Regions from separate parts of the Homo sapiens genome. Here region 2 is linked to region 1. A link is an interaction called in ENCODE POLR2A ChIA-PET data of the cell type or tissue named here. Cell type or tissue: endothelial cell of umbilical vein. All regions are shown on one strand. Each heading gives the region's core, and the rest is flanking DNA. Links, peaks and the distances in the headings are about the cores only. Region 1 has its middle 210 kb from the start of MIR4305. Region 2 overlaps MRPS31 (mitochondrial ribosomal protein S31).

What was found. Peaks named below come from ENCODE experiments on the same cell type or tissue, not always from the same donor. Only the 100,000 strongest peaks of a DNase experiment are listed, where the experiment ranks them.
Region 2: POLR2A ChIA-PET joins it to region 1 with 5 read pairs; 2 of 35 experiments call an interaction of 5 or more read pairs at or near these places.

The regions. Positions count from the first base shown.
Region 1 is chr13:39,870,521-39,886,157 of GRCh38, reverse strand. No RefSeq gene overlaps it. Among named protein-coding and RNA genes, the nearest start is that of MIR4305, 210 kb to the right of the region's middle. In endothelial cell of umbilical vein, for the core only: no CTCF peak of the experiment used is centred there; DNase peaks (open chromatin) are centred at 3,977, 6,337, 9,717, 10,377 and 1 weaker place; H3K27ac peaks cover 6,565 bases.
Region 2 is chr13:40,747,821-40,763,457 of GRCh38, reverse strand. MRPS31 (mitochondrial ribosomal protein S31) reads left to right here. Exons shown (of 7, transcript NM_005830.4): 3 at 4,352-4,510; 4 at 6,445-6,585; 5 at 9,366-9,439; 6 at 14,177-14,320. Among named protein-coding and RNA genes, the nearest start is that of MRPS31, 16 kb to the left of the region's middle. In endothelial cell of umbilical vein, for the core only: no CTCF peak of the experiment used is centred there; no DNase peak of the experiment used is centred there.

The DNA of each region.
Region 1 (15,637 bases), core at 2,843-10,842:
TTTCACTGGTTTTTCTCTACTGTTTTTCTATTCCCTATTTTGTTTATCTCTCCACTGATCTATTATTTCCTTCATTTTTCAAACTTTAGGTTTAGTTTGTTTCTCTTTTTCTAGTTCTGTAAGAGGAAATTTAGGTTTTTTTTTTTTTAGATCTTTCTTCTTTTTTTAATATAAGCATTTATAGTTAGAAATTTCCCTCTTAATACTGCTTTTGCTGCATCCCATTTCTCTAGTTAATTTCTAATTTCCCTTGTGATTTCTTCTTTGATCCATTGATTGTTTAAGAGTATGTTATTTAATTTCCAAATATTTGTGTATTTTTCAGGTATTCTGTTATTGAGTACTAGCTTTATTGTAATCAGAAAAGTACTTTATATAATTTCAATCTTTGAAATTTATGAAGATTTGTTTTGCGGCCTACTATATTGTCTATTCTGGGTAATGTTCCATGTGCAATTGAGAACAATGTATTCTGCTGTTGTTAGGTGGAGTGTTATCTACATGTCTGTCAGGTGTATTTAGTCTATAATGTTCTTCAAGTCCACCATTTCCTTATTCATCTTCTCTCTTGTTGTTCTATCCATTATTGAAATTGGAGCATTGAAGTCTCTTAGTGTTATCTTTGAGCTGTCTATTTAATCCCTCTAATTTTATCAATGTTTGCCTGAAATATTTTGGATCATTGATGTTTGGTGCATACACATTTATAATTTTTACAACTTATTCATAAATTGACCCTTTAATCAACACATAGTATCCTTCTTTGTCTTTATAACAGCTTTTTACCTAAAGTCTATTTTGTCTGATATTATTACCTCAGTTCTCTTTTGGTTGGTTACTTTTAGCTGGAATATCTTTTCATATCCTTTTACTTTTGATCTATCTTTATATCTGAAGTGAATCTCTTGTCAACAGCGTATAGTTCTAATATTTTAAAATTCATTCTGCCAATCTATGCCTTTTTATTGAAGAGTTTAATCCATTAATATCTAACATAATTACTGATAAGAATGGACTTGCTTTTGCATTTTATTGTGTTTTCTACATGTCTTGAAGCTTTTTTGTTACTTATTTCCTCTATTACTGTGTCTACTGTGTTGAGTTTTTGTAGTGACACCCTTCTCATTTATTTTTGTATATACTTACATATATTTTCCTTGTTGTTACTATTGAAATTACATATAACATCCTAAAGTTATAACCATATAATTTAAATGGATATCAACTTGACTTCAATCATATTTAAAAACTACTCACATAAAGCTCCACCCCACCTCATGTTATTAATGTTATAATATTAATCTTCATACATTGTATATCCACTAAAAGATTTATGATTACATATTATGCATTCATCTTATAAATCATGTAAAAACTAAAGAATGGAGTTAAAACCAAAATTACAACACTAGTGGTGTTTATATTTGCTCACATATTTACCTTTAACAGAGATCTTTATATCTTCATCTGACATTGAGTTACTGTCTAGCGTCATTTCCTTTTCATTTGAACAACTCCCTTTAGCATTTCTCATAAGACAAGTCTAGTGGTAGTGAGCTCCCTCAGTTTTTATTTGTCCAGGAATATCTTAATTTCTCCCTCATTTTTAAAGGACAGTTTGGCTGGGTTGAGAATTCTCAGGGACAGTTTTGTGTGTGTTTTGGGCTGGGGGTGTCATTCAGTACATTAAATGTATCATCTCACAGCCTTGTGATCTCCATGGCTTCTGTTGAGAAATTGGGAAATAATCTTATTAAGGGTCCCCTATATGTGATAAGTTGCTTCTCTCTTAATGCTTTTAAGATTGTCTCCAGCTTTGCCTTTCAACAGTTTGACTATAATGTGTCTTCTTATAAGTCTCTTTTGGTTTATCCTACTTGGAATTCATTGATCTTGGATTTTTAGGCTTGCATATTTGATAAAATTAGGGATGTTTTGGTCATTATTTTAACAAATAAAGTCTTTGCCATTTTCTTTCTCTTTCTGTGACGTCCATAATGCACATATTGGTCCTCTTGATGGCATCCCATAAGCCCTTTAGTCTCTGTTCACTTTTCGTCCTTTTTCTTTCTGCTCTTCAGAGTCAATAACTTCAAATAACCTATCTTCAAATTCTCTGATTATTTTTTGGGCTAGCTGAGATTTGCTTTTGAGCCCCACTAGTGAATTTTTCATTTCAGTTATTGTATTTTTTAGCTCCAGAATTTCTGTTTGGTTCTCTTTTATAATTCTAATCTCTTTGTTGATATTCTCATTTTTATATATCATTTTCAAGATTTTCTTTACTTCTTTTTTCATGTTTTCCCTTGGCATTTTGAGCATACAGAAGAGAGTTGTTTTAAAGTAAGTCCAATGTCCGAGCTTTCTCAGGGATAGTTTTTGTCATTTCATTTTATCCATTTAAATGAGTCATATTTTTCTGTATGGATTTTTTTTGTAAACTTAGTGATTTTATGTTGTTGAATATTGGGCATTTGATAATAATAATGTGGTCTTTCTGGAAATCAGATTATCCCCCTCCCCAGAGTTTGCTGTTTTGATTTTGATTGCTGAAGGCTATAGCAGTCCATTTGTTCTGAGATTTTTTTTTCAAACATTTTTTGCAAAGGCTATTTCTTGTCATGTGTGCTCAGTGAAGCATGTGTTCCTCTAGCTTATGTTCAGCTATGTTTTGATAGATTTCCTTGAGTCCCAGGAGCTAAAACAAAATTTTAAAAGTACCAGAGAGACGGGGTGGGGGTGGGGAGGACAAAGCACCTCTCAGGCTTTTCAGACCCAGCTGTATGCTTGGGGAATCCTTTAGCACTCAGGCTTGTTCTGAGCCTGGATATCAGTCTTGGGTGAACATCTAAGGTCTCCTTAGAATTTTTTTAAGCATGTATCTTACCTAGCCATGTACATGGCTTCCTAGATTCCCCCATATAAACAGCTGCTTTTGAATGTCCTAATTTCCCAAAAAGTCTCACCCCAGCTTCTCTTTCAAGCCTTAGTTGGACTATCATATGTCTTCAGCAAGACTCTCTTGACTCAGCCAATCAGTGGGTTTGTAGCCCCCTTGTACCTTTTCTGAACAGTACTCATTGCTTCTCTTGCATGTTTTCTGAGTTATGTAAGACAGAGAAGAGCAAGTCAGTTTTTCAGGTATCCCCAGGCAGGTTGGAACAGACACACATAATAATCTGCAAAGGAGGTCTACTCTCTCCTTCTGGTTCAAAGAAAGGAACTGGGAACTGGGTTGCTGCTGCTCAAGACCAAGACTGTTTCCACCAGGAGAAAGGAGTGGGGCAAAGGAGGGTAAAACACCACACAACTTCACTGACATTTAGAAGATGACCTTTTCTTGATTGGCTGTTTGCTTGGTTGCTGTAAACCTTTGATTGTTTTCTAAAACTTCCATAAATTTGGTTCACACAGCCTCTGGTTGATTTGGGGTTTGTTTGTTTTAAATACTTTTTTGAGAGAACACACGAGTTTGGAGCTTCCTAGTCCACAATTTTGCTAATGTCCCATCATTATTATTTTAAGTGGATTTACCACATACCAAAAACTGTACAGAGCTTAGTATTTCCCCTTTGCCCTGCAGACCCACTCTCACCCTCTATGTCCTACTGTGTCCCTTGTAGGCTGATCTGTACAGGCTGTACCAGTGGGCTCCCTGCTCCAGTGAAAGGAAAGGGCGTCTGTGCATTCCCTTCCTGCAGTGTGCACAGATTGGCTATGTTTTCCATCAAATGCCACAGCCTCTCTCCAGTAACATTCTACCTATGGTTACCCTCTCTGAGATCTGGAACTGGCACACTTCTCTTCAGATTCAAGAGCAATAAAGAGCTCATGCATCATTATCAGTTTCTGCCATTTTAGCCCAGGGTCTTTCAACATCCCTCTTACATGCCCTTACATCTTCCCATCCTGTTTTAAATCGCTCTTTTATTAACATTTATCCCTGAGTAACAGTTTGAGAATGCCATCTGTTTCCTGCTGGAACTCTGATGGACACACTGCACCATTGGCTGCTATTGCTCTTTCAGAGAAATGCATCTGATTCTGGAGAAATGTGCTTGGATACTAGCAGATTCTGGAGACTACTTTATGTCAAGAGATAGGAATTCATTTCCCTGAATGAATTTATAGCATTCATCAGGGTTGGTAGTCAGCTTGGGGCTCAGAAAATGTCTGTTAGTGAACACATAGCCTTGGTCATACCCTGTAATCTGAAACATGAACCAATTTATGGCTTAAATACTACAGGGCAAGATTGTTCTCCCTTCATGTGCGGGCAGTGCAGAGCAGCAATTTCTCATCACAGTGGCCTGTCCCAGCAGTGGCCTGTCCTGCCTTCCCCCAAATTGAGAAAGCTAGTGCGTCCTGTGTCCAGACGAGCTGTCCATAAGGTAAGATCAAACACTAATTGTTCTCTCTTGAATTCATCCTTCTCACTATTGACATCCTTTTTTAAGCACAAACGAAGCCACTCCTTTGCCAGAAAGCACCAGTGGCTGACTTTGACAAGACCAGGATGACAAATACTCAACATGTGAGCTGTCACTCCTGCTCTCACCTCCATGGCATGCTCACCCTCTAAAGCTGCTTTCAGTCTTGGACACCTTCACCTTCCAGCTCTCCAGATAGCCACTATTTATAGTGTTCTCCACTCAATATAAATGTCTTTTACCACCTTGCTCTTCAAAATATGATGTGCTTCAAATTCAAAAGCATAGCATTATACAATGTGGTCCCAAATCATCTAGGCAAGCATCTTAGCACTTCTCTCCTATTCTTTTGTGCCATATCTTTAACACTTTGCACTAGTCATAGCACATATTGGGTATTCTAAATATATGTTAGACCAACATTTATACAGTCCTATGAATTAAAGTTCTCTGTGTTACACCCATGAACATGCAACATTTAAATCTGGAGCTAACCATAGTTTGAGTCAAATATGTTTGATGTATTGCAATAACACCAGATAATATTTGTAAATTAGCTTAGAACATTTGTTCATACATTTATTTGTACAATTTAAAGAGTAGAAAAGTTCTATTAGATGAAAGTTCAGAAATATTTTCCTTACAGAGTAAAAGCTACGAATTCAGCTTGATGTGCCTTCAACTGGTCTTTTCAAGCAAAGGGCCTGATGACATTGGTTTTCTCACAAGTGAGGGGACATAACTTTCACATGTGAGATTGACTGTTGTTTTCACTGTAGCTCAACTATCTGGACTGTAGCTTATTGTGTCTGAGACAAGGCCCAAAGCAAATCACAAATTATTGTCATTCTCCCAATTTTACCTCTCCTTGGAAAAACCAATTACATCATTTATCTGCTGACTCTTTTTTGGTGTAAGCTTATTAACACTAATTTACTGAATTTGCATTAGAATTTCAAATTTAGTTGCTTTAACAGAAGAGTAAAACAAAACCACTATTTTTTAAAATAGCGCTAAAATTTTTAAGTGTGTTTCGAGAAAAGAAATTGAATTCCAAATATAGACAACTCCTACTTATTAATGCCAATAGGGAGCATGGCAAGTTGATAGTCAGATGAATTTCTGTCCAGCAATATTTACTGAGAGACTGCTGTGTCAGAAGAGGCTGAAGACTGGAGAAGGTTGAAGGTCAAGGGAGGCCACTGCCCATCCTCCCACAGCATGCAGGCTCCTGGGGATAGAAGATGTACACAAATTGTTGTAAATGTCGTAACTCAATTATTAATTTTAAACTGAACTCTTTAGATAATATTTTCACGCACTGTTTATGGAGCATTTGTTGTGTGATGAGCAATCATTATTTTTCATGTCTTATGTCATTTAGTTCTCATGATAATTTTACGAAGTAGATTTTATTACTTATTCCACTTTAAAGATGGGGAAACTGAAGTTCAGAAAGTATGGATAATGCAAAGTTTAATTCACTAGTAAGCCAATGCTCACAAAGAGCCAGAATTTTGGAGTTATATTTTTAGACGGACACACTTTGAAAACATTAAAACTTAAGAGTACAAATCATTCAAACACTTAACTATCAGTTCCTGGATAACTCAAGATATTCCAAATACATAGTAGTTGGTAGCTGACAACCTAAAAGCTAGTTTTGTTCTGAGTAATTTATTTACCAAAATCTTTTTTACACAAATAAACTCCCTGGAAAATATTTTCAAAATCATTTCTAAAGCCGCAAAAACAAATTTAGACCTAGAAAAAATAGATTGTAGATTTTGATCTCAGCACAGGATTTATCTTTATAAATAACCCAGGGTGGTATGTGGATGTGTGGCTGAAAGTGATAAGATTATAGAATATCAACTAGAAACACAGTCACAATAGTGGAGTCTGGGGGAATTTGGCACAATTGAAATAGCTTTATTATTGTTGTTGTTTTAACATATTTTGAAAGTGGAAACAGTGGGCTAAGACGGAAAAATACTTTTCTTATGAGAGACTTTGATTTCTCTGTAACTTCCAAAATAGGAAGCAAACTGTGGAATCCAATTACTTCCACTAAGAAATTACAATTGCTAAAATTTGAGGAAACATACCTCTCTTTCAGTGCAGTGTTTCTAGGTGCCATAGAATGTGACCCTGAAAGCAGCTTTCACAATTTGAGACTCTGGGTTTAGCTACAGAAGGGTTCCAGGACTTGAGTCTCATATCTACTCTTATTTGCAGAGAGTCCAGAAATGTGTCGACAGACACAGCTGAACAAAATCTGAATGTCCTTCCAAGAGCTCCCTGCACAAATGTCCTGCACAAATACAAAAAAGCAGAGGGAACTTCTCTAAGAAGATGGCTCAAGAATCCCACAACCACAATTTCCTTGGTCAGGGAAACTGCTCTTTTGTACGAAGCAGTGGGCCAGAAGGTATTTCAGAATCTTTGGAAAGAAAGAAAATCGAGGAACTTGAGTTGCGTATATAAAGTCTTGGGTTTTTAGTCCAGGGTTCTAGAACACCCCGGCAGTTTGTGCTTGTGCTTTGTGCATTAGGGGGAGAAATGAGAGAGTCAGAGATTGCTTTAGTTTGGCAGGTGACATAGCTTGGTGTTGAAGCAAACCCACTTGAGAACTAGGCAATGCAAGTTCAAGTAGTGAAAACTCTTAAACCTAGAAAAAAGGCAATTGTGAATTTTAATCTTGGAACAGGATTTATTTAATAGGATTTACTCAGTTTGTGTACGTGTGTGTGTGTGTCCCAAAGTACAAAGATAATAGAATACTAACCAGAAACACAAATTCAAAAGTTCAAGTTCTGCCATTTACCAGCTACATACCCTTGAAATTTTACTTCATTTTTGCCAGCCTTAGTTTCTTCATCTGTAAATCCAAGATGATGAAAGTACTTACTTCACAGGCTTCTTGTGAGGAGTAAGTGAAGTTAGTGTTTAACACTGTGCCTGGCACTTAGTAAGCATTTCATCTCATTAGATATTACTATTATCGGCTGGGCATGGTGGCTCACGCCTGTAATCCCAGCACTTTGAGAGGCCGAGGTGGGTGGATCACCTGAGGTCCAGAGTTCAAAACCAGCCTGGGCAACATGGTGAAACCCTGTCTCTAACTAAAATACAAAAATTAGCCAGGTATGATAGCTAGCGCATGCTTGTAATCCCAGCTGCTCGTGGCTAAGGCAGGAGAATCACTGGAACCCAGGAGGGTTGCAGTGAGCCAATATCACACCACTGCACTCCAGCCCGGGCAACAGAGCAAGACTCCATCTGAAAAAAAAAAAAAAGAAAGAAAGAAAAAAGAAAAAAAAATATATTGCCATTATCAGCACAGAGCTGCTTCGAATAGTCATACAAATCTAACCTTTAACCAGCCATGACTTGCTGAGTCTTTAAAAAATTAGTCCGTCTTTCCCTCCTTCTCCTCTCTAGCTATTTCCTTTTCTTCTTTTTGCTTTTTCTTTCTTTTTTTTTTTTTTTTGAGATAGAGTTTTGCTCTCGTCACCCAGGCTGGAATGCAATGGCACGATCTCGGCTCACTGCAACCTCTGCCTCCCGGGTTCAAGTGATTCCCCTGCCTCAGCCTCCCAAGTAGCTGGGATTACAAGCACGTGCCACCATGCCCAGCTAATTTTTGTATTTTTAGTAGAGACGGGGTTTCACCATGTTGGCCAGGCTGGTCTTGAACTCCTGGCCTCCAGCTATCCACCCGCCTTGGCATCCCAAAATGCTGGGATTACGGGCATGAGCCACCGCTCCCAGCCCCTAGCTATTTTCTAACATTGAAGAGCTCACCTGGGAGGTCAATAAAGTCTCATTTCAGAGAACAAAAATAAGCGTGTCCCCTCTACTAGGTTCCTTCTTGTGCATTCTCAAAAGACCCTCCCCTACAATCCCACTTGACTTCTCCAGGGATGACCCAAACCCAGCTTGTCAGTTGGTACTACAGGTTCCAATCAAAGAAAAATGTAAAACCTCCTGGGGCAGTTTCCAGAGGGCAGGCAAATCTCTTTGTGTGATTCCCAGCTTTTGTGGTGAGGGGCAGTGAAGACGGCCATCGGGCATGGCAAAGAGGGGAAGGTGGGGAGAAACTCCAAAAGCAGGGTCAGAGACTGGCTTGATGCTGGGCCTGGAACGATGTAATCTGTTCCCGATGTGAGAGAGGCAGGCTGGGTAAGCAAGAGAAAGTGTAAGGTACCATCTGTTCTAGACTTCTGAAGATTTTCATTACATTCAGATCAACTTGATAAGACACCCCAATCTACACCAGCATTTTTCAAATAGGGTTTTCAAGAGCTTTCTGAGGACTGCAGAAAGCAGAGCTGTGGAACTTGGCAGGAGATTTAGCACGACTTCCTGCTGGAGCCAGGTCAGCATCTTCAGCGCCGTTCCCCTGGCGCCTCAGCCCTATACACTATCTGACCTTTCTGCACTTTCTTTCCTCCACGCCCTTCTGTCATCTTATCTCCACTGCACCTCCTTATTGGAAAAGGATTCTTACCTAGGTTGTTACAGGGGCCTATCCTTTAATCAGGATGTTCACAAGGGGTTTCAAAATCACCCTGATGGAACTGAACTATACACCAGGGTGGTTCCTCCCCGACTTCTTTCTTCTCTACCTTTCTTTCTTCCTCCCTTCTTTCTTCCTTCTTTTCTTCCTTTTTCCTCCCTCCTCCCCTTCCTCTTTCCTTCTTTTCCTCCCTCCCTCCCTCCTTCCCTCCCTCCATCCCTTCCTTCCCTCCTTGTGTATTTACTGACTGTCTGCTATATCCCTGGCACTAAGCCTCTGTTAATTACATACACTTAGGCCAGGCTCTTGAATTTGCAGACAACAGCAAATCCCGTTAAGTTGCCAACACTTGAAAGAGAAGAACATTTATAGATGTGTTGAATAAATGCACTCCAACTAATGAGAAAGCTTATAAAATTATTTGGATTCATGTAAGTTTAGATTTAAGGTAGCACAAGAGCAAACAGCAAACCACTGGGAGAGGTGAAATGAGATTGATAGGGAAAAATAGATCAGCAAACCAAATCAGATATATTTGTTAAGCACCTTCCATTCATCCTGACCTGTGCCAGGGACTATGGGAGATGGGAGGAAAGTAGAAAAGATGCTTTGAGGAGGTGTCTTGAGACAGATGTCATTAGGAACCACTGACCAATAACACTATGCGTGGATTCCCCAGGGAATCCATAGGCCTGTGGCTATGAAATGGCCACAACCACAGCAGAAGTTTAGCAGTTGCTTAGGAAGACGTAAATTCCCAGCTGTGACTCACCGTGTGTCAAGGAGGATTTTTCTGACATCAGTTTCCAAGCAGCTCACCCAGACTTTCTTACCCAAGAGGGTACCAGACCATGATGCCACTGGAGTTGCATTTTTTTAATTTATTTATTTTATTTTCCAAAGGGCCATTTGAACCAAGAGTGACCTGTGGCCCCTGGAAACTCTAAGCAGTGGTTTGGCATCTTGAGAATCTGTCATGCTTTGTGGAAGGGTCTAGTCCTGTCTGGAAAACAAAACTGGTGATATTTAATGTGAAAGTGTAATCCTACTGTCTCTCTCCTGATAAATGCTCAAAACTCAAGTATAAAAGCAATGAATTCCCCTTGGATATCTAAATGTAGCACTTAAAATCAATTTGATTTTATCTGAATTCTGTTAACATTGGATTATAGATGCACGGTTGCAGGCTTTGAGTGTTTTCAAGTTCTCGATATTTTAATTTTTTCCATACCCACATTGTTTTAAATGTGAGGCCTAATGTCTTCCAGCCCTAGGCTTGCAAATCCATGTTCATCTCTGTGACTGACCCCATAATATTTACTTATAACGTTCATAAAAATACCCTGCATGCCAAAAGCTGTTAGCTGCAGGAAGATGATAAAATATAAAAATATTTAATCAGCCAGTGGGAATTCCCTTACATGTTAAATCAAAGGCTCTCTCAGAGGACCCACGGTGACCTCGGAAGGCCAGAGGGTTCAGCCGCACTGTGCGGCAGCAGGAGGGAATGCCTGCAGAAAACCCACCCTGTTCAGGGCCCCTTCATGTCCTCCAGAAAACACAGCCCTAAGGAGATGCTCGGCTTCACTGCCAAGGGACTCAGGGGCCGGCATGTGCAGGCTCTGTACGGCTTTTCCACTGAGGTTTGTGTAGCTTGTCCCATCTCTCTCAGGGCTATCTCACCATGTAACATGTGCTCTGTTCCTCTTCCTCCCAACCCCCAGGACTCAGTGTTTCTCAAAAAGGAGCACCACAGAGGCTTTCTAAGGAAGAAGTGCTAGAGAAATCATACAGGGAGTGATGGGGAGGGAAAAATATCCCAGGGAAAGGAGTGCTGGATCCAGCCCTGTCTTTGCTGCCACATGTGTTGAGCAAGTCATTGCACATCTCTGGAAGTTGGATGGATCTGTGGTTTTCAGCCCTAATGGTTCCAAGAGGTATCCCTAGGTTACAGAGAGGATGACAAGGGGCCGCTGGGTTTTTATACTCCTTCCCCCTTGCCCCACTCCTTATGTCAGTCAGCTCAGCAGTAATCAGTTTTTTGTTCTGGATTACACATAACATTTAACTCACAAAAAGTGTCTGCTGTTAAAAAGAAAAGTTTAAAAACCAGTGGAACAACGAAAAAGTCCTATTTAATATAAACATAATTTGAGGCTCAATAATATCCCGGACTCCAATTTCCTGCTCATTGGCAGTCCCTACTAAAAGCTAGTTGAAACTAGTTCTTTACATCCCAGTGCCCACTAAGGAGCCATCAGAGCATAAGCTAGGCCTAGCTGAGGGGTGGGGTTGAGTGGCATAGTTCAAGGATGCTACTCTGCTTTTGCAGAAGAGTATAAAATTACAAAGGCTGCAACTTGAGCCAACTGGCAGAATGCTATTCACCCCTTTTGCATTACTTTCTACTTGAATGGCACCAAAGCAGTGTGCTTGTGTTCCTACTTTCTGGTAACATTTTTAAAAACTAAATCCGGTCTTTGAATTTTGATATAACCATTTCCTTTCCCAGGACTCAGGAAATTCACCAGCATTGTATTGGGACCCATGTGAGTGACAAACACGATGATAACTCAGAACCACTGAGCCTCTCACTGTGGTGCTTTGCTCTTAGGCCAAGTTTGTCCTGAGATGATCCTTCCCAGATGGCTGCTCAGAACTTTATGCAAACTGACTCTTGAAATGTCCACCAAAGGAACTCATCCAAACCCCAGTACTGGATGCCACCAGCCCAGCTACATTAATCATACCTTCCTCTTTTGTGCCAAAGTCCTCATTTTAAGCCAGATGATTTAAAATCATTCCATCACCCCCAAATCATTTTGTCATTCAATTTCCATCTATCATGCTAGATGTCCTAAGTTTTGTCCTTGATTCAATTTTGTGTCAACTCAGTAATATTGAATCAAAATTCTATTACTAATTCAAACCAAAAGTGACAAAAACAGAAAGTTTTACAGGGTAAAGCATAAGAACTTTTCCATTCAGCTGCTTAATATTACCTGTACTCCTAACATCAAAAGACAGTTTTCACTAGCATTTTGTTGTATAGTCTTTCATATCTTCTTGATATATACACAATATTTTTAATAGCAATAAGATCACCAATATATGCAGTTTTGCGCTCTGCTCTTTTGACTTTAAACAAGAGCCTAAATTTATCCAATGTTAACTAATATTCTTCTACAATATAATTTTTAAAGAATAAAAATTAATTCTACAATATAATTCACTACAAAATTAAAACTTTCAATGACTATGTAAGATGCATAATTTATTTAACTCTGTTCTCTACTGTTGCAATGCTTGCTTTTTCAATTTTTTAATATTAAAAATCCCGAGATGAATATACTTATACCATCATTGTAATTTTTATAGTTGAAATTCCAGTATCAAAAGGAATGCTTTTAATAAACATTAAGGAACTTTAATAAATATTGACAAGTTTTCCTGTGGAAAGATGAATACTTCTGCCATCATTTTTGGCTTGTTACTTAGCCAACACTAGGTATTATCATTTTTAACCTTTATATAACTGACAGAGGAGAAATGGTATCTTATTATCGCTTTTAATTTGAACTTCTTTGCATTATATTAAGAATGAATATTGGCCAGGCATGGTGGCTTGTGCCTGTAATTCCAGCACTATGGGAGGCCGAGGTGGGTGGATCACATGAGGTCAGGAGTTTGAGACCAGCCTGGCCAACCTGGTGAAATGCTGTTTCTACTAAAAATACAAAAATTAGCTGGGCGTGGTGGTGGGCAGCTGTAATCCCAGCTACTCAGGAGGCTGAGGCAGGAGAATCACTTGAACCGGGGAGGCAGAGTTTGCAGTGAGCCGAGATCACGCCATTGTACTCCAGCCTGGACAACAGAGTGAGACTCTGTCTCAAAAAAAAAAAAAAAAAAAAAGGAATGAATATGATGTCAAATGTGTATTGGCCATCCATATTTCTTTTTTGAGCGAGCCTATTCATGTCCTTTGCCATTTTCCTTTTGGTATATTCAGCTATCGTTGATTTCCAAGAGCTCATTATATATTAAAGATCTTAACCTTTTATCTGATATGTATGTATACAACAAATATTTTTTTGAATGTTTTAAACCTAAAAATATTGTTTAGGCTATTTATGTTCAAAATGATAAAAACAATTGATTTTAGTGTCATGATTAGAAAATGCTTCCTTATTTCTAGAATCATGTAAATATTGCTTTTCCCCCCTTTGTTTCCATTCCACATTGAAATTATTAATTAATTTGGAATTGATATTGTAATAAGGTATGAGATAGGCTTCTTTCCTCTAATCCAAATATACAGTCTATTGGCAAATCTTTTCGGTTCCTCTTTCACAGCTCCTGCTGTATCTAGTTTTCTCTGCATAAAGTGACTTTAATACAGATATTGGTCTGCTCTCTAAAACTGGGCTCAATGGTAATCTGGCAAAACTTCAGAAACTCAGGGCAATTAGAAAAGTTGAGCCTTCTTATGCTCTTGCAATTAAAAAGTAAATAAATTTTTATTTATTTGACCCATTGTAACATAATAATAGTTCATAGTGTCTAAACTAAATTTTGATTCACTAAGTCCAAAATGTTGGTTCACAGTTGGTTATTAGGAGACAACAATCCTTTGTGAGCGCTCTCTTTTTAGGTCTACAAGTCATTTCTTCATAAACTCTGCAGAGCCTCCACTGTCCAGGCACCTCACTGCTACCTGTGAGCCTCCCTGTGGCTCACACCACGTGGCTACAACTTCCTCCCTAACCAACCATGTCAGTTCCATTGTTCAAACTGCTATAAAATCCTGCTTTTCACCAGAAAGTGTTAAAAGATTGCTTATCTGAAAGCCCAAGGGCATTTCTGACTTCTTCATGAAGTTCTGTATTATTCACCATTGCCACCTCCACCAAATTTCAATCACCTCCAACATATATGGAACCTAAAGGTTTTATCAAAAAAAAACTTAATTTTTATAAAAGTTTTGGGTTAACAGAAAAATTAAGAAGATAGTCCAGAGAACTTCCATTAAAACTTTGTTTTTTTAAGTGAGAATTTCCATAACCCTCTATGTGTTTTACTTTACCATTTTCCTAAAGTAGACATCAGTATGGTTTTCACTTGCGTAGACATTTCAGGGTGGCCTTCTTATACAATATTAGCTCCTAGAAAAGTATAAAATTCTCTTTTTACCGTGCCACATTTTTATTAACATACAAAGCTCTTAATGGTTTTGATGATGATGAGGTTGAGGATGAGGATGACAGCTACAATATTTGTGGTCCTGAAAATACTTTTTATGTAATGATATGAAATTGTATTTACTCCTTATTTTGATGTCTTTTTTTCTGTAATTCTATTCTTCCTTTAATATTAAGACACACTTGGCCCATTTATTTTTCTGTAAAATATCGATTTTTTAGATATTGTGTTTAAAAATGATTTCCTGGTGCTGGAACTGCACATATATTATCAATTTCCATAGTGGCATATTTTTCTAAGTAATGCTGTCCTCTTAACATAAGCTGGCATTTCATTTGAAAAACAAATGATTTATGAGTACCCTTTGCGTGGAAACATTCATTTACATGTCCACCACGATGCCTACATATGTTCCCAAGTTTGAAAGGAATTCAGAAACAATCAGCATGTTTGGGTAGCGTAAACTGTTTATTCAAAGAAGCGTAATTTGAAAATTCTGAGATGTATATTGAATTTAATTTTGCACCAGAATGTCTAACTTCCCTTATTTTGTTAGTTTTTTCCCTAGAATCTTTATTTTCTCTTCCAGGTTACATTTTATTATTCTTTTTAATTTTGTTTTTAGAGACAGGGCTTTACTTTGTCACCCAGGCTGGAGTGCAGTGGTGCTATCACAGCTCACCGCAGCCTTGAACTCCTGGGCTTAAGCAATTCTTCCACCTCATCCTCCGGGACTACAGGTGTATCCCATTTCACCTGGCTAATTTTTTATTTTTATTTTTGTAAAGATGGGGTCTTGCTATGATGCCCATGTTGGTCTCAAACTCCTAGTTTCAAGGGATCCTTCTGCCTCAGTCTGCCAAAGTGCTGGGATTACAGACGTGAACTATCATACCCAGACCCAGGTTACATGTTAAAGAAAAATACGTAGAAGCTGTTTCACCACTTCTCTAGCCTCATAGCTTTTTGGATTAGTTAGAAAACGAATGATTTTAATAGTGATGCCAAAATAGCAGAACATGATAAAGAAGTAGCTCTCTTTTACTTTGGTGAATTTTTGTTAGTTATTGTTATTGCAGAAGTATGATTAAAAAAAAAAAGAAAAACTCTACTAGCACTACAGCTGAAGCACTTGGGCAGCATACTTCCTTCCAGAATAAGATGTGACCAAAGGGATCACAGGTCATTCAAGAACCCAGGGAAGCAAGGAAGGAAATAACCTGGATTGAGGAGCATTTGATTTCTCATTGAGATCAAGAGCTTCTCATCGCCCTCATTCTGCAAGGATGTGAGAACTGGAGAGACACTTCTGACAGGAAATAGTAATTTTGTGCATCCCAAAATGTATTCACTTACTTGGAAATGTGAAGCTATGATGAATCTGTGGCTGGTCATTGGATGAATTGATGTAATGTGGCCAGGTTCCAAGGAACAACAGCACTTGTCATCAAAGCCATATGGCTAGACACTGACTATTATAAGTAAA
Region 2 (15,637 bases), core at 4,765-12,764, 880 kb before region 1:
TGCAGTGATTCTTCTTACTGCACGTCTTTTGCAGGGACCCTGGAAACTGCATGTGGCCCTGTTACAAGAGATACTGGCTGCTGTGGGGCAGTAAGCCAGGCAGCTTGCAGATCTCATATCCTTACTCTAAGATGATTGACTGTGTGAAGTGTCACCTGCATGAACACTACAATAACTCCCACTGAGAAGGAGACCCAAGGCTGCCCTGCCAGCCTGCTGTGGTTCTGTCTTTCATCTTCCCGAATGGACTGGGCCAGGTGTCACCTGTAGTGGTCCTTTGGGTCTGAATGTTTAGTGGAACCTAAGAATATCCCTGGTGATGCAGCAGTAACCAAAATTTCTAGCATCTGCTTTAACTTCCTCTTAACCTGATTCATTTGGAAGGCATCAGCTAACTATTACTCACTTAATTGATCCCTGCTGGAAATTTAGATTATCTCTGGTGTTTCACTAGTATGAAATGATGCTATGTTTGTTTATTCATTCAGCAACTTTCCCTTGCCATTATATTTCACACACCATCCAAAGTGCTAGAGATTGGACATTGAACAAAACAAAGTCTCTGCTTCCTACATTAAAATGGGGGGAGGGATGTAGGAGAGGAGATATATGTACAACACACACACACACACACACACACACACACACACACACACACACACACACACACACACAATGTCTATACTATGTCAGGTGGTGAAACATGAAGAAAAATAAGAGTGATGGAGTTGGGCCAGGCACAGCCTGTAATCCCAGCACTTTGGGAGGCTGAGGCAGGAGGATTGCTTGAGTCTAGGAGTTTAAGACCAGCCCTGCCAACATAGTGAGACCCAGTCTCTACAAAAAATGAAAAAAAAATAGCTGGGTGTGATGGCATGCACCTGTAGTCCCAGCTACTCAGGAAGCTGAGGCAGGAGGATTACTTGAGCTGAGGAGGTTGAGGCTGCAGTGAGCTGTGGTTGTGTCACTGTACTCCAGCCTGGGTGGGAAAAAAAAAAAAAAGAATGAGGGGGCTGGAGAGGTGCTATTTTTAAGAATAATTAGGGAAGAACTCTGATAAGGTAACATTTGAGCAAAGATTAGAATCAAATTAGGGATAAAGCCATGTAGATATCTGAAAGATGAATTCCTTTTCAGGCATAGAGGATAGAACTGCTTAGGCCTTGAGGTTGGAGTATGCAGTATCCTTCAAATTCCACAAATTTGTTTCTTTTCTTTCATTTTTTGATACAGAGTCTTGCTCTATTCCCCAGGCTTGAGTGCAGTGGCACAATCGCCTCTACCTCTGGGCTCAAGCAATCCTCCCACCGCAGCCTCCCGAGTAGCTAGGACTACAGACATGCACCATCACATCTGGCTAGTTTTTTTTTTTTCTTTTTGTAGAGACGATGTTTCACTATGTTGTCCAGGCTGGTCATGAACTCCTGGACTCAAGTAATCTGCCCACCTTGGCCTCCCAAAGTGCTGGGATAACAGGCGTGAGCCACCATGCCCAGCTGTTTATTTTTTCTTTCTTTCTTTCTTTTTTTTTTTTTTCTGTTTATTTTCTTTAAACACATATTCTTAGAAGTGGAATTGCTAGGTCAAGAGATGTGCATATATATATTTTTTGCCTTTGATATATGGCACCAAGTTGCCTGCCAAAAGCGGTGCCAATTTAAGTATCCACTCAGTTTCTTTCCCTCATCAGAATTCTTTTCTGAAATTGTATGTCATACAGTTTATTTTAAAGAAATTTAAAAAGTACAGAATGTTATGAAGGGGAAAAGTTTGTATTAATGAAATGGTTTTAATTACAGGATAGAATAGATTGTTAAAAGATACTTTAACAAGTTCTCCTTACATTGTTAAAATATATGAAGAAAGATCCCTGTATGTAAAAATTATTCAATGACAGAGGCTCCCCCACAATTTTTTATTAATTAGAACATTTCAAATTATAAAGCCAGAGAGTATAACTACATAGGAAACCATTGTTATGAAATGTATGATTCTAGAAAATGAATATTCATCTATGTTCTGTGTATACTTTGATCAAATATATTAAAATTTGAAAATGAAGTTCACAAGTAGTTTATGAAAGAAATACAATGACTTTGGAACAAGGTTAAAGCTTTATTCACAGATAAGTTTTAAAAGCACATTTTATTTTAACTTATATTTCTCTATTTTTCTTTTCTTTTTTTTTTTGGAGACAGACTCTCACTCTGTGCCTCAGGCTGTAGTGCAGTGGAAAAATCATGGCTCACTGCAGCCTCTACCTCCTGTGCTCAAGTGATCCTCCCACTCAGCCTCACCAGTAGCTGGGACTATAGGCACATGCCACCACACCTGGCTAATTTTTTTTTTTCTTTTCTTTTTTTCTCTATCCCAGGCTGGTCTCAAACTCCTGGGCTCAAGCGATCCTCCCGCCTCAGCCTCCCAAAGTGCTGGAATTATACAGGAATGAGCCACCGTGCCCGACCCCTTGTTTAATTCTTCTCTTTTTCTTCTATTCCTATCAGATTTTAGATCTTTCATAACTTAGTTAAGTCCTTAAAATCTTTCTCCAAGAACTTCAGGAATTTGGGAAGTTTAACTTTCGTATTAGGTAACGTATCATAATATAGAAAGCCAGGTATAGTAAAACATTAATTTGGATCCCACTCATTGAGATGTCAGTTCTCAGTGAGTTAAAAAATGTTGCAAATAGCCAAGCATGGTGGCAGTTGGCTATAGTCACAGCTACTCAGGAGGATGAAATGGGAGGATTGCTTGAACCCAGGACTTTGAAGCCAGACTTGACGACATATTGAGACCCCTGTCTCTTAAAAAAAAAAAAAAAAAGGAAAAAATGTTGTAAATAGTTTATTTTCTTTTTATAATAGAATGTTTTTCTATTAACTTGCTCTAATTTAGGAAGCTTTTAAAAGCTTTTTCTTATGAAAAATTTAAAACATATGCAAAGAACACAAAATGGTATAACGCCTTTCTACTGTTGCCCAGCTTCAACAGTGATCAACATTTTGCCATTCTTGTATGTCCTATGCCTTCACCCACTTTCCATCTCCTACTTGATGATGATTTATGGCTCTTTTTTTCAGGTAAAATTTACATGTATTAAAGTATACAAATCTTAGCTGTAGGATTTTGAGAAACAGGTAAGTCCCTGTGACCCACACACTTAGCAAAACACTACATTTTTCATTTTTACCTTCCCAGTCAGTAGCCATCAGTCCTGAGGCAATTGCTGTTTTGATTTTTTTTTCACCTCAGATTAGTGTTCCCTGTTCTGGAACTTGATATAAATGGAATCATACAGTTTTTTTTTTTTTTTTTTTTTTGACAGAGTCTAGTTCTGACACCCAGGCTGGAGTGCAGTGGCGCAATCCTGGCTCACTGCAACCTCCACCTCCCAGGTTCAAACGATTCTCATGTCTCAGCCTCCAGAGTAGCTAGGATTTTACAAGCATGTGCTGCCATGCCTGGCTAATTTTTATATTTTATATTCTTTGTGTCCAACTTCTTTCACTTGATCTAATGCCTGTGAAAGTCATTCATGTTGTCATGAGCTGAGTACTCTTCCATTGTATGGATATATCACAATTTGTTTTTCTGTTCTGATGATAGACTTTTAGGTTGGTTCCAGTAAAGTTTCTGCGAACTGGTTAACCTGCCTTTATATTTGCTTACAATATATATTGTTTCTGAAATACAATAACATCTAATTAAAAATTCCACTAATTTATAATTTTTGAGGCTGATCTGTCCCTCACCCCTCCACCTTAATATATTGTTCTGAGTTAGTGTTGTGCTTCAGCAAATATCCATTAATTTTAACATTTAACATTTCAAAGTTTATATAAAACCGGTACCTAATAGTTGAGAATTCTTGCCTTTGTCAGAAATTGAATTGAATACTTTTTTGAACACCAAAGTTTTCTCCAAAAATCATTTCACTTTTCACTAAACTAATGGTGTAATAAGCAATCTCTCTTTTTTGTTTTTTGTTTTTTTTGTTTGTTTTGGTTTGGTTTTTTTGAGACAGAGTCTCGCTCTGTCTCCCAGGCTAGAGTGCAGTGGCGTGATCTTGGTTCACTGCAGCCTCCACCTCCTGGCTTTAAGCAATTCTCTTGCCTCAGCCTCCCGAGTAGCCGGCACTTACAGGCGTGCGCCACCACGCCCAACTAATTTTTGTATTTTTAGTAGAAATGGGGTTTCACCATGTTGGCCAGGCTGGTCTCGAACTCCTGACTCAAGTGATCTGTCTGCCTCGGCTTCCCAAAGTGCTGGAATTACAGGCATGAGCCACCGCACCTGGCCAATCTCTCTTTTTTTTTCTTTCTCATTTGTTTTTCATTTTCTTTTTCAGAATTGAGCCCCTGAGTCCTGAGTTGGTGGCAGCTGCATCTGCTGTGGCAGATTCTCTCCCTTTTGATAAGCAAACAACCAAGTCAGAGCTGCTGAGCCAGCTCCAGCAGCATGAGGAAGAGTCAAGGGCACAGAGAGATGCAAAGCGACCTAAAATTAGGTGAGTGAATCAAACCCTTAAGTCAGTAATGTTTATATCTCAAAATGGGCCATTTTCATATGGCTAGTGAGTAATACACATAATATATACCACGTAAGTGGAATTTGTATATAAAATATACCACATAATTTTAGCAATTCAACTTTTTAAAAAACTTATGTCTTAAGTATGATTATAGTTTTTAAAAAAACAATTGAATAAAGTTTCCTTTTAGGAAGTTACAGTTTCTTGTCCATGAAAAAATAAATGGTAAATTCAATAATGTTATTAAAAATAAATAACAGAATAAAGTAGCTTCTCTGAGAAAAGTAATTTTTTTCAGTTAAATACCTTGCTGGTTTTATGCACAGGATGATAATCTTCAGGTCTGTTGCCTTCTCTTTTTCCTCTTCTGTATTTCATCTGACATCATTCCACTTACTCTCTTCATCTCTCATTATTTTATACCATGTTATACTACTTGCTGCCTATGTTATATTAAGTAGTAAGTATAGTAAGCAGTAACACTGCCTCATTTTGGAGAGTGATCTAAATCAGTTGTTCTCAATGAACGTGTATACCAGATTTATTTCAAGAAATTAAAAGAAATGGCCATGTGTGCTGGCTCATGCCCATGATCCCAGCACTTTGGGAGGCTAAGACAAGAGGAACACTTGAGGCCAGGAATTTGAGACCAGCCTGGGCAGAAAAGCAAGACCCCATCTCTACAAAACATAAAAAAAGTAGCTGAGCATGGTGGCGTGTGCCTGAAGTCTAGCTACTTTGGATGCTGAGGCAGGAGGATCACTTTTTTTTTTTTTTTTTTGAGACGGAGTCTCGCTCTGTCGCCCAGGTTGGAGTGCAGTGGCGCGATCTCGGCTCACTGCAGGCTCCGCCTCCCCGGTTCACGCCATTCTCCTGCCTCAGCCTCCCGAGTAGCTGGGACTACAGGTGCCCGCCACCATGCCCGGCTAATTTTTTTGTATTTTTAGTAGAGACAGTGTTTCACTGTGTTAGCCAGGATGGTCTGGATCTCCTGACCTTGTGATCTGCCCACCACAGCCTCCCAAAGTGCTGGGATTACAGGCGTGAGCCACTGCACCCGGCCTTGGGAGGATCACTTAAGTCCAGGGTTTGAAGTTGCATTGAGCTGTGATCTCACAACAGCACTCCAGCCTGGGCAATAGTGTGAGACAAGAAACTGTAATTAAAAAAAAAAAAAAAAAGCCAGGCGCACTGGCTCACGCCTGTAATCCCAGCACTGTGAGAGGCTGAGGCAAGCGGATCACCACGTCAGGAGATCAAGACCATCCTGGCTAACACAGTGAAACCCTGTCTCTACTAAAAACACAAAAAATTAGCCTGGCATGGTGGCACACGCCTGTAGTCTCAGCTACTCGGAAGGCTGAGGCAGGAGAATTGCTTGAACCCGGGAGGCAGAGGTTGCAGTGAGCCGAGATTGCGCCACTGCACTCCAACCTGGGCAACAGAGTGAAACTCCATCTCAAAAAAAAAAAAAAAAAAAAAAGGAAGACATAGATATCTGGACTGTCAGTTCAGTGACTCATTTTATTTGTATTTGAACAAATAAAAAGCAACAAATAAATATGGCTAACTCTTGGTTTTAATTTAGTTATTGGATGTAGGTGATAGGTATAACAGATACTGATTTTACTTTCCTATCATTTTCTCTGAATAATTTTTCATGAGACACTTACGTTTTAAATGAAGATTTCTGAAGTACATCTTTAAAAGATGAAAGTAAACATAAATTGTAATGTTCTGTGTTATGTGAATGTTAATAGGCGACATTTTTTATTTAAACATTTTATGCTGTGTAATTAGTGCATAAAAATGAAATAAGAATTAAATGATCTCAAGTCTCCTGTTAAAGGAAGTTTATTACTGTTCTGTAGCTAAGATTTCTAATACACTTGACCTTTTTATTATTTCAGTTTCAGTAACATAATATCAGATATGAAAGTTGCCAGATCTGCTACAGCTAGAGTTCGTTCAAGACCAGAGCTTCGGATTCAGTTTGATGAAGGCTATGACAATTATCCTGGCCAGGAGAAGACGGATGATCTTAAAAAAAGGTATCAGGCTTTGTAATCTGCTGGGTTTTGTTTGTGTAGTTTGTTTTTACCTTAACTGTAGATTTACCTTATTGTGTGTGTGTGTATTATTGCTGTTGGATATCTGAACATTATGAATACATTTACATCTGTGTTCTTACTCTCTGTATACCACTTCCTAGAGAGGGAACCATGTGCTGGATTTAGCCAGTCCTGTAGTTTTCCATACCTGAAATCAAAACGGGCCATGCTTCACATCTACCCACGATGAATAGGGGTCCTTTCATTTAGAGTAAGCGGAGCTGACTGAATTCTGAGCAAATAAGTATTTTGTGAGAAACATTATTTTTCATTTTAAAAATAAGTGTCTAATACTGTGTATTCATATAGCCTTTATATCTCAATACGTGCTTATCTGTTGGTATACCTTAGAGAAATAACCCACCATCAATGAGAAGAAGGAAAGGCAGGAGGAAAAAAGTTTATATAACACTTTAAAATGGTAGATTATTTGTGGCCATTTGAATTTACTGATTTGAAGTTCTTAAAGATGCTGAGCCATGCCTTACATAGTTATTTTAGAATCTAAAGTTGTTCTGTATTTGCATAACGTTTCTGTTCTTTTTCTTCTTTAAACCCTGAAAGTGATAGATGGGAAGGAGGAACCAGATATTTGGCATGGTCTGACAAAAATTAACTTGTCTTTGTAGCAGGATATGCTCACAACTGGAGTGTTTTCAATGCATTGTATATTCCATGGATTTGTTTTAAGTAAAATCAGAAACTTGAGTTAACTCTTTCTGGGTGTTAAATTAATGATTTATACAGGAAAGTTGGAAAAGGTGGTCAGCAGTTAACACCGGAAGTTCAAGAGGTTATGGTGACTTTGGAAGATTATTTGAATTACTAATTTAAAGTGATTTAGCATCTGTTACATATTATTGAATAAAGGAGAAGGTGTACTTGGAGTTTTACTTAAGAATATTTAACTGAATCAGTTAATCCTCGAGAATATTTAACTGAATCATTCATCTTGGACATGATTCTGTGCAACTACATTAGGATGGTATATTATAATTTGATTTTTAATATTAGATTTGATATTTAATATTTAAAAAATTAGAAGCAAGTAGGAAAGGGTTTTCTGTGCTTTCAATGTGTTAAAAAGCCAGCCAGAGGTGAGTAAGGGGAAGCAATGGTGAGACGCCAAGTTTTTCACCCTGCTATGACTGGGGCAGGATCTGGGATATCAACCCCAGACAACCCAGGCCTGGATTGATTTTTTCTGTTGGAGATTGACAGTTCACACTGGCCTGCCTCAGAATGTTGGCACTGCCACTGACTAATTCTGTGACTGGGGCACCTTTTATAGCCTCCATCAGGCTGTTTCCCCAGCTATAAAATGCTGAAAGTGAAACCTAGCTTAAATGGCTTTCTTAAGGAATAGAAAAGAAACACGTGTAAACTATCTGGTACATAGTAGGTGCTCAGCAAATGTCCATTCCCTCTCTTTGTAGTACGTTCCTCTTTTGAAATTCAATACTTTATCAAGGCATTTGCCCTCTGCTGTGACTTGCTTTAATCCACCATCCTGTTTATCAGACGTGCGGTTGAGGGAGAAGAATGCAAGGCACTGAAGAGAGTTATGGAGCGTAAAAGCCTTTGTTTACAAATAACTTGGAACCTGTTAGAGGGAAGATTATATGATTTGAGATCACATTATTTAACGTTCATATGGTATTTGCATTTTTCCAGTTATTTCTATTTAGTAGAGAGAAGTAATTTAGTTTATAAAAAAACAAGAATTCAAAATTATTTTTAAAACTAACCCTCCAGTTTATTATTTTTTATTTTTCTTCGAGACGGAGTCTCGCTCTTATCGCCCAGCCTGGAGTGTAGTGGCACAATGTCGGCTCACTGCAACTTCTGCTTCCTGGGTTCAAGGGATTCTCCTGCCTTAGCCTCTCAAGTAGCAGAGATTACAGGCACCTGCCATCACACCTGGCTAATTTTTTTTGTGTGTTTTTAGTAGAGACGGGGTTTCACCATGTTGGCCAGGCTGGTCTCAAACTCCTGACCTCAGGTAATCTACCTGCCTTGGCCTCCCAAAGTGCTGGGATTACAGGCGTGAGCCACCTCGCCTGGCCAGCCATCCAGTTTATAAACTGGATTTTAATCTGCCAGTAAATGTATTCAAGTAAATATGTGAATTGATGCATAAAGCAGTTGATTATCAAGTGTGTAAGAAAATGTTACCTATTAACTCTCTGATATTAATTTCAATAGTTAATTAAAAATAGTCACGTAAAGAAAGTTAATAATTATTTTAAAATACAGAATGATTGCCTTATGAAAGGGAATGTTGTGATTTACCAATGCAATCTTTTATAATTATAATTTGTAATTAAACATTGCAGTGTTTTCTGCCCTTAAAGACAAATGTTGAGTTTAACAGCTTCTATTTTGGCATGGTTATAGTTTTTCACAACATGGAGTTTTTAAAACCTTAATATAAACGTGAAAAAATAAAAATTATGGCAAATTAAGCTAATCTTTTCAATTAGGTATTTTGGAAATTGCTGTAATTGATTTGTTGTATTATGAAGCAAAACTTCAAGTGCACATTTCTGTTTTTTGTTTATCAGTCCTAAAAATGTGGCAATTTAGCTAATATTTTTGATGTGGGTCAGTGGAATTTTTAATTTCTACATAGAATATTTCACTTAAGATATTTTCTCATAGTTTTTGTTGACAGTTTAAAATATATTCATTAAAATGTTATTTTCTTTTTTTGGACTTAGGAAAAATATATTCACAGGGAAAAGACTTAATATTTTTGACATGATGGCAGTTACTAAAGAAGCACCTGAAACAGGTTTGTTAAGAATAACACTCTTTCTCAGGTGGAGAAACATTCCATCGTTCCAGGATGTCCTTAGTGTTCTAATAGTTTGGATATTTTAATATTCCATTCTGTCATTGGCCTGGATCCTGCTTATGAATGTGGCGGTTGTTACAAGGAAAACTTGGGACTGTAATGTCCGCCTAAACTGGGAAGGCGTCAAGAGACCAAAGAATAATTTGGGCAAGTCCAGCTTGATGAATAGATGAGTTTACTAGAACTTACATTACATACTGGACATTCCTGAGCAGCTCTAGAGTCACCCTGCCTCCCATCTCTAAGCAGCCTTTCAGCTAATGTTTTGTTTGCCTACTCTGTGTGCGCGATGACTGTTACCTGATATGTTCCCAGGTATGCCCTGGGATGTTTGGGTTCTCAGGGACACCTGCTCCTCAGCTAGGCACCATGGCCTTGGCTCCCTGCTCAGCCTTCAGGATCCAAGCAACACACATACACTCTTAAGTAACCTGGTGGGGGTTACTACAGTTGTCAACATTGCTAGTTTCGGTCAGGCTTCCCCCTTGAAATGTTGCATTCTGTGAGACAGCGGGAGGTAAGTACTACCGATTACCGAATCCAGAGGTCCAGATTAGCTACTAATTTGAGTTAGAACAATAATAATCAACTACCATTTACAGTGTATCTCTATGCTATTACATAAAGATATACTGGTTCCTGCCCTTAGGCAGCTTAGAAGAGGAGACAGCATTTACAAAATAACTTACTGAAGTGACTTAGTGATTGTTTAGGAGATGGGAAGAACATTCAAGGAATATATTTAACAGACTTGTAGTGTTTTCTTTGGGTAAGAAATTTGCCATTTTAAGTCTAAAAGAGAAATAAGAGTGTCCTCTTGCTTGACATTAAATTTAGTTTACTAGTAAAATAAATGAAGAAACTTAATACAAATGGTCTCTAGTGTATAAGTGATGAGCATTTCTAAAGAAAATAAGTTAGTTTTTTGGATATTGGTAGAAACAATGTTGTATGTGGACTTGGGAGGCTGAGACAACATGATGGCTTGCGACTAGGAGTTCAAGACCAGCCTGGGCAACATAGCCCCTTTCTCTAAAAAATAGAAAAAAATTATCCAGGCATGGTGGTGCATGCCTGTAATCCTAGTGACTTGGGAAGTTGAAGTGGCAGGATCACTGGAGCCCAGAATTTGAGGCTGCTGTGAGCTATGATTGTGCTATAACACTCCATCCTAAGAATCAAAGTGAGACTCCATCTCGAAGGGGAAAAAAAAAAAGAATGTTGTATATGATAGATAAGTTCCTAGGCGGGCCTCCAAAGGCTCATTTAATCTTTCTACAGTTACTTATACGAACTTTTGATTTTCCCTCTATTTAATAGACTATTAGGGGCTATATCTCATTCATGTAGCACCTACTCATGTGGCTTACAGATCATAGGAACTAGGTGTCTTAAATCTTAAATTCTTTTTTGAACAAACTGTACTGTAAAATATATATCTGTAGAGGAAAGAAGTTAATTCAGTGTTTGTTCATTTGAATTGAAGGTGAAGCTAAAAGAACAACCCCCTTCTTATATTACAAAAACTGCATTCTCTTGTGTATGATGAGAAGGAAGTGCAAAATGCGTAGGGACAAGGAATCGCCTCTTCCCTGCTCAAATGGTTAAGCGTGCATCAGAAAGGAATTTCTTGGCCGGGCACGGTGGCTCATGCCTGTAATCCCAGCACTTTCGGAGGCTGAGGTGGGTGGATCACTTGAGGTCAGGAGTTTGAGACCAGCCTGGCCAACATGGTGAAACCCTGTCTCTACCAAAAATACAAAAATTAGCTGGGCATGGTGGCGGGTGCCTGTAATCCCAGCTACTCGGAAGGTTGAGGCAGGAGAATCACTTGCACCCAGGAGGCGGAGGTTGCAGTGAGCCAAGATTGTACCATTACACTCCAGCCTAAGTGACGAGCAAAACTGTCTCAAAAAAAAAAAGAAAGAAAGAAATTGGTTGTCAGGGCAGCTGCTGTTGTCCAGCCAAAAGAGGCACTTGAAGATTCTTGAGAGTCTTGAAGGAACCATCTTACTTTTTAAAATAAAAAAATCTTATTTCTAAAACTGAAGTTAGTTGGCAAGGAAGCATTGAAGTTTTATATATTTTATAAAACAGTATCAAATTATTATACTCTAGTTAGGAAAATAGCACACAACTTTAATAATTTAATGAAGGTACTGTTTAAATATGCTATACTTGCATGAGTCTAAAGAATGGTTTTTGTTCCCAATTAAATACAAGAATAGCAAAATGTGGAAACGTAAATTTAGCAATTGTTCACTGTTGTTTTCCCACCACCTGAAATAATGCTGGAAATACAGTTGGCATTCAGTAATTTTTTTATTGACTGATTGAATGAGTTATTCTGTTCCATGATTCCCATGTCTTGTTCCCCACTAAGTTCTTACCACTGCTACAAAGGATATACTCATAGGCCCTACTGGTTATCCTAGAGTCGACAGGCAGTATAGCTTAACAGAAAGAGTGTTGGTGTTGTGTAGAACTGGATTCAAATTCAGATTCTGCCACACTAACTTTTCCCCACCTATAAAATGAGGGCTACTACATACATCTCAAAGATTAAGTGAGGTAATATGAGAAAAGTGTCAGGCACAGTGCCTGGAACATAGTACATATTTAACAAATGCTTACAAATATTAGCAAGTGTAAAAATATAGTGATGATCCTAATGATGATGGAAAAGACATAGGTGGGTCAGTGACCACCAAGTAAAAGATAACTGAGACAATTAAGTTATTTTTGATGTGATTGCTCTGTAAATGTGGCTAGTTAAGGCTAACAACTGATTGTTTCCCAGTATCAGATGATCTAGGCCAAATATCTAGCAGTCAGTGTGTGGCTAGATACATTTCTGCACATAAAGGCTCATAGAAATAGATTCAGAAAAAGCAAAATAGATAAAATAAGGCTTACCCAGGTAGAAGAGTAATTGAGCTATTTGTTGATATGCTTTAGTGGGGGCTTGGCAAAAGTGGGTAAAGAGGTAAGCTGGAGGATAGGTCATATGCAATCTATGCCTCTAACCCGGAAACTGTTCCTAGGAATTTGTTCTAAGGAAATATTACAGATACGCGCTAAAGTGTAACTACAAGGATATTTGTCACTATAGTATTTAAAAGAGAAAATATATAAATGATCAAAATATTGAATAGTAAGGGATTGTGATACATATATATGTAATATATATATATATATATATATATATATATAAAATGGGATACTAATGCAAGCATTCAGTGAAAAAAGTAGATTACCAAACTATACGATCCTCATTTATTTTAAAAAGTGATATCACCCAGAAAAAAATAAGAAAGATAAAAGATGTTGGTAAAATAACTAAAGAATAAAAATATAGGGGAAAAGGTAGCCAAGGGATAGATATTGATATTCATTTTCTTTTTACAACTTTATTAAGTTGTAATTTGTGTGCAACAGATTGCATATATTTGAAGTATATAACTTGACTAATTTTGACAAATATATACACCCATGAAACTACCAGTTATAATTTTAAACATTTTCATGACCCTCCAAAGTTTCCTTGTGTCCTTTTGCAATACACGCAAACACACACACCCCACACACAGTATGTAGGCAACCATTGATCTGCCTTCTGTTACAATAGGTTAGTTTGCATCTTTTAGAACTGTACATAACTGAAATCACATAGTATATACTCCTTTGCATCTGGCTTCTTTGACTCAGCATAATGATTTGAGATTCATCCATATGCTGTTACATGTACTAGTAACGCATTTTTATTACTGAGTAGTATACAATTGCATGGCTGTATCACATTTTTGTACCTATTCACCTGTTAGTGGACATTTGGGTTGTTTCCCAAATTACAACCCACATTTGGCTATTACAAAGAAAGCTGCCATTAACTTTTGTGTACAAGTCTTTGTATGGACATGTATTATCTCTTGGGTGAATATATCCAGGGATGAAACGACTATGTTGAATAATAGATATATTTTAACTTTTTAAGAAGCTATCAAACTGTTTTCCAAGGTGGTTGTACCATTTTATGTTCCCAGCAGCAGTAACTGGTGAGAATATGGCTCATTTTCAAAAGATGATCTGAAGTTTCAAAAGTAAATAAGTTATTGAAACATGTAATTTGATAGTGGTAATTAGCCAACATGATAATACGTTACTCATAGGGTTTGTTGTGAGGATTACATGCACTAATGCATAAAATGCATTTAAGCGCAGAGGAAGTACTCAGTATTCATTAGCAGTTTTATTGTTATTCTGTTAATTTAACTTCTTTGGTTGTTAACAGTAGTACATTTGTGACTAATTTCGATAGACTAAAAATAAAGATAAACAGGCTAGACTTTAAAAATGAAAGTCACATATTCTACAAAAAACATTCACATTCATAAAAATACCCTTAAACAAAATACAAATTTATTTTTTTCTTTCCAGTAGAGGGGGCAGTGATTACCTGGCATTGTTGCAAAACAAAAGTTAAGCTTGCCATTATTGTAGTTACAATTTTTAATATAATTTTTGCAGTTATCTCTCAGTAACTTTTTATTATATACTATTTAATTATGAATGTCAGGGTCTGAAAAATACATGGTCAATTCAGGATTGGTTGTAACTTTTAAAAAAAGATACTTACATTGACTTGTTGTTATCTAAAATGTCTTTATTATGTAGACACATCACCTTCACTTTGGGATGTGGAATTTGCTAAGCAGTTAGCCACAGTAAATGAACAACCCCTTCAGAATGGATTTGAAGAGCTGATCCAGTGGACAAAAGAGGGGAAACTATGGGAGTTCCCAATTAACAATGAAGCAGGTAAGTGTTAATTTCAGGGGATTATAAAACGTATTGATTGAGATTATTTCTGCCAGATATTTACTTTTAGAGTATAGATACTTACATGAATTTCAAAACCTTTTGTGGATATCTTCATGGTGTCCTAAAATAAATCTGACAAGGTTTTTTAAAAAAGATGTTGGAATTTCACTTATTTTTAGATATTCGATAAGGAAAAATGAAGAAGTAAAACTATATGGCAAAAATCCATCATGAATTTCTATGACGTAAAAGGACTGAGAACTGCAAATGATACCAGTTTTCTAATCGCTAAACAGGATATTACTTGGTGAATCTTCAATAAATTAAATAAGGTGTATAAGATTATACTTAAATTTTGGAGAACATTACAACTCTTAAAAGTCTCACGCTGGTGTCCTTTAGTCATAAAACCATTGCATTAATGAGGTGCAAGGAACTTGTATGAGCCAGTGAAAGTAAAAACAGTATGCTTTGGAAATCTTTGCCTGCATAATATAGGTGCTTTGAACTGGCAACAGAATATCATCTACTTTACTGGATATTTTTTGGAGATGTTACCTCTTCCTAAATCAGAAGAAAAACAGTATTACTATGCTATTTATTTTTTATGATACCCATGTTGTCATCAGCTAAACATTTTAATTGAATTTATAGATGTATTTTGAATTAGAAAAGATTTATGGCTGGGTGCGGCTCACGCCTGTTATCCCAACACTTTGGGAGGCTGAGGCGGGCGGATCGCCTGAGTTCAGGAGTTCGAGACCAGCCTGACCAACATGGTGAAACACCGTCTCTACTAAAAATACAAAATTAGCCAGGCATAATGGTGCATGCCTGTAATCCCAGCTATTCAGGAGGTTGAGGCAGGAGAATCGTTTGAACCCGGGAGGCAGAAGTTGCAGTGAGCCGAGATCACGCTATTGCACTCCAGCCTGGGCAACAAGAGTGAAACTCCATTTCAAAAAACAAACAAACAAACAAAAAAAGATTCATTTACTTTTAGGGTAAGATTAGCTAGAAGTTGGAAAAGCCTAAATAAGTCTTAGGAAAATGTAGTCTGTATTTTAACCTTCATAATGTTATGGTATCATTGTAATATCTTAATTTTTGATAATCTTTTATTTGTTGGATTAATAGTTGGAATGGAAGCTTAAGTATCAGAAATATTTAGTCTTATATGTAAATAATATAATTAACATAAAGTGTTACTTTTTATAGGAAAACTTCAGAGACTTAGAGATTCTTTTAGCAAATTCTTAATATTTTGTATATTCGTATTGTTTTTGTTTTTTGAGATGGAGCCTCGCTGTGTCA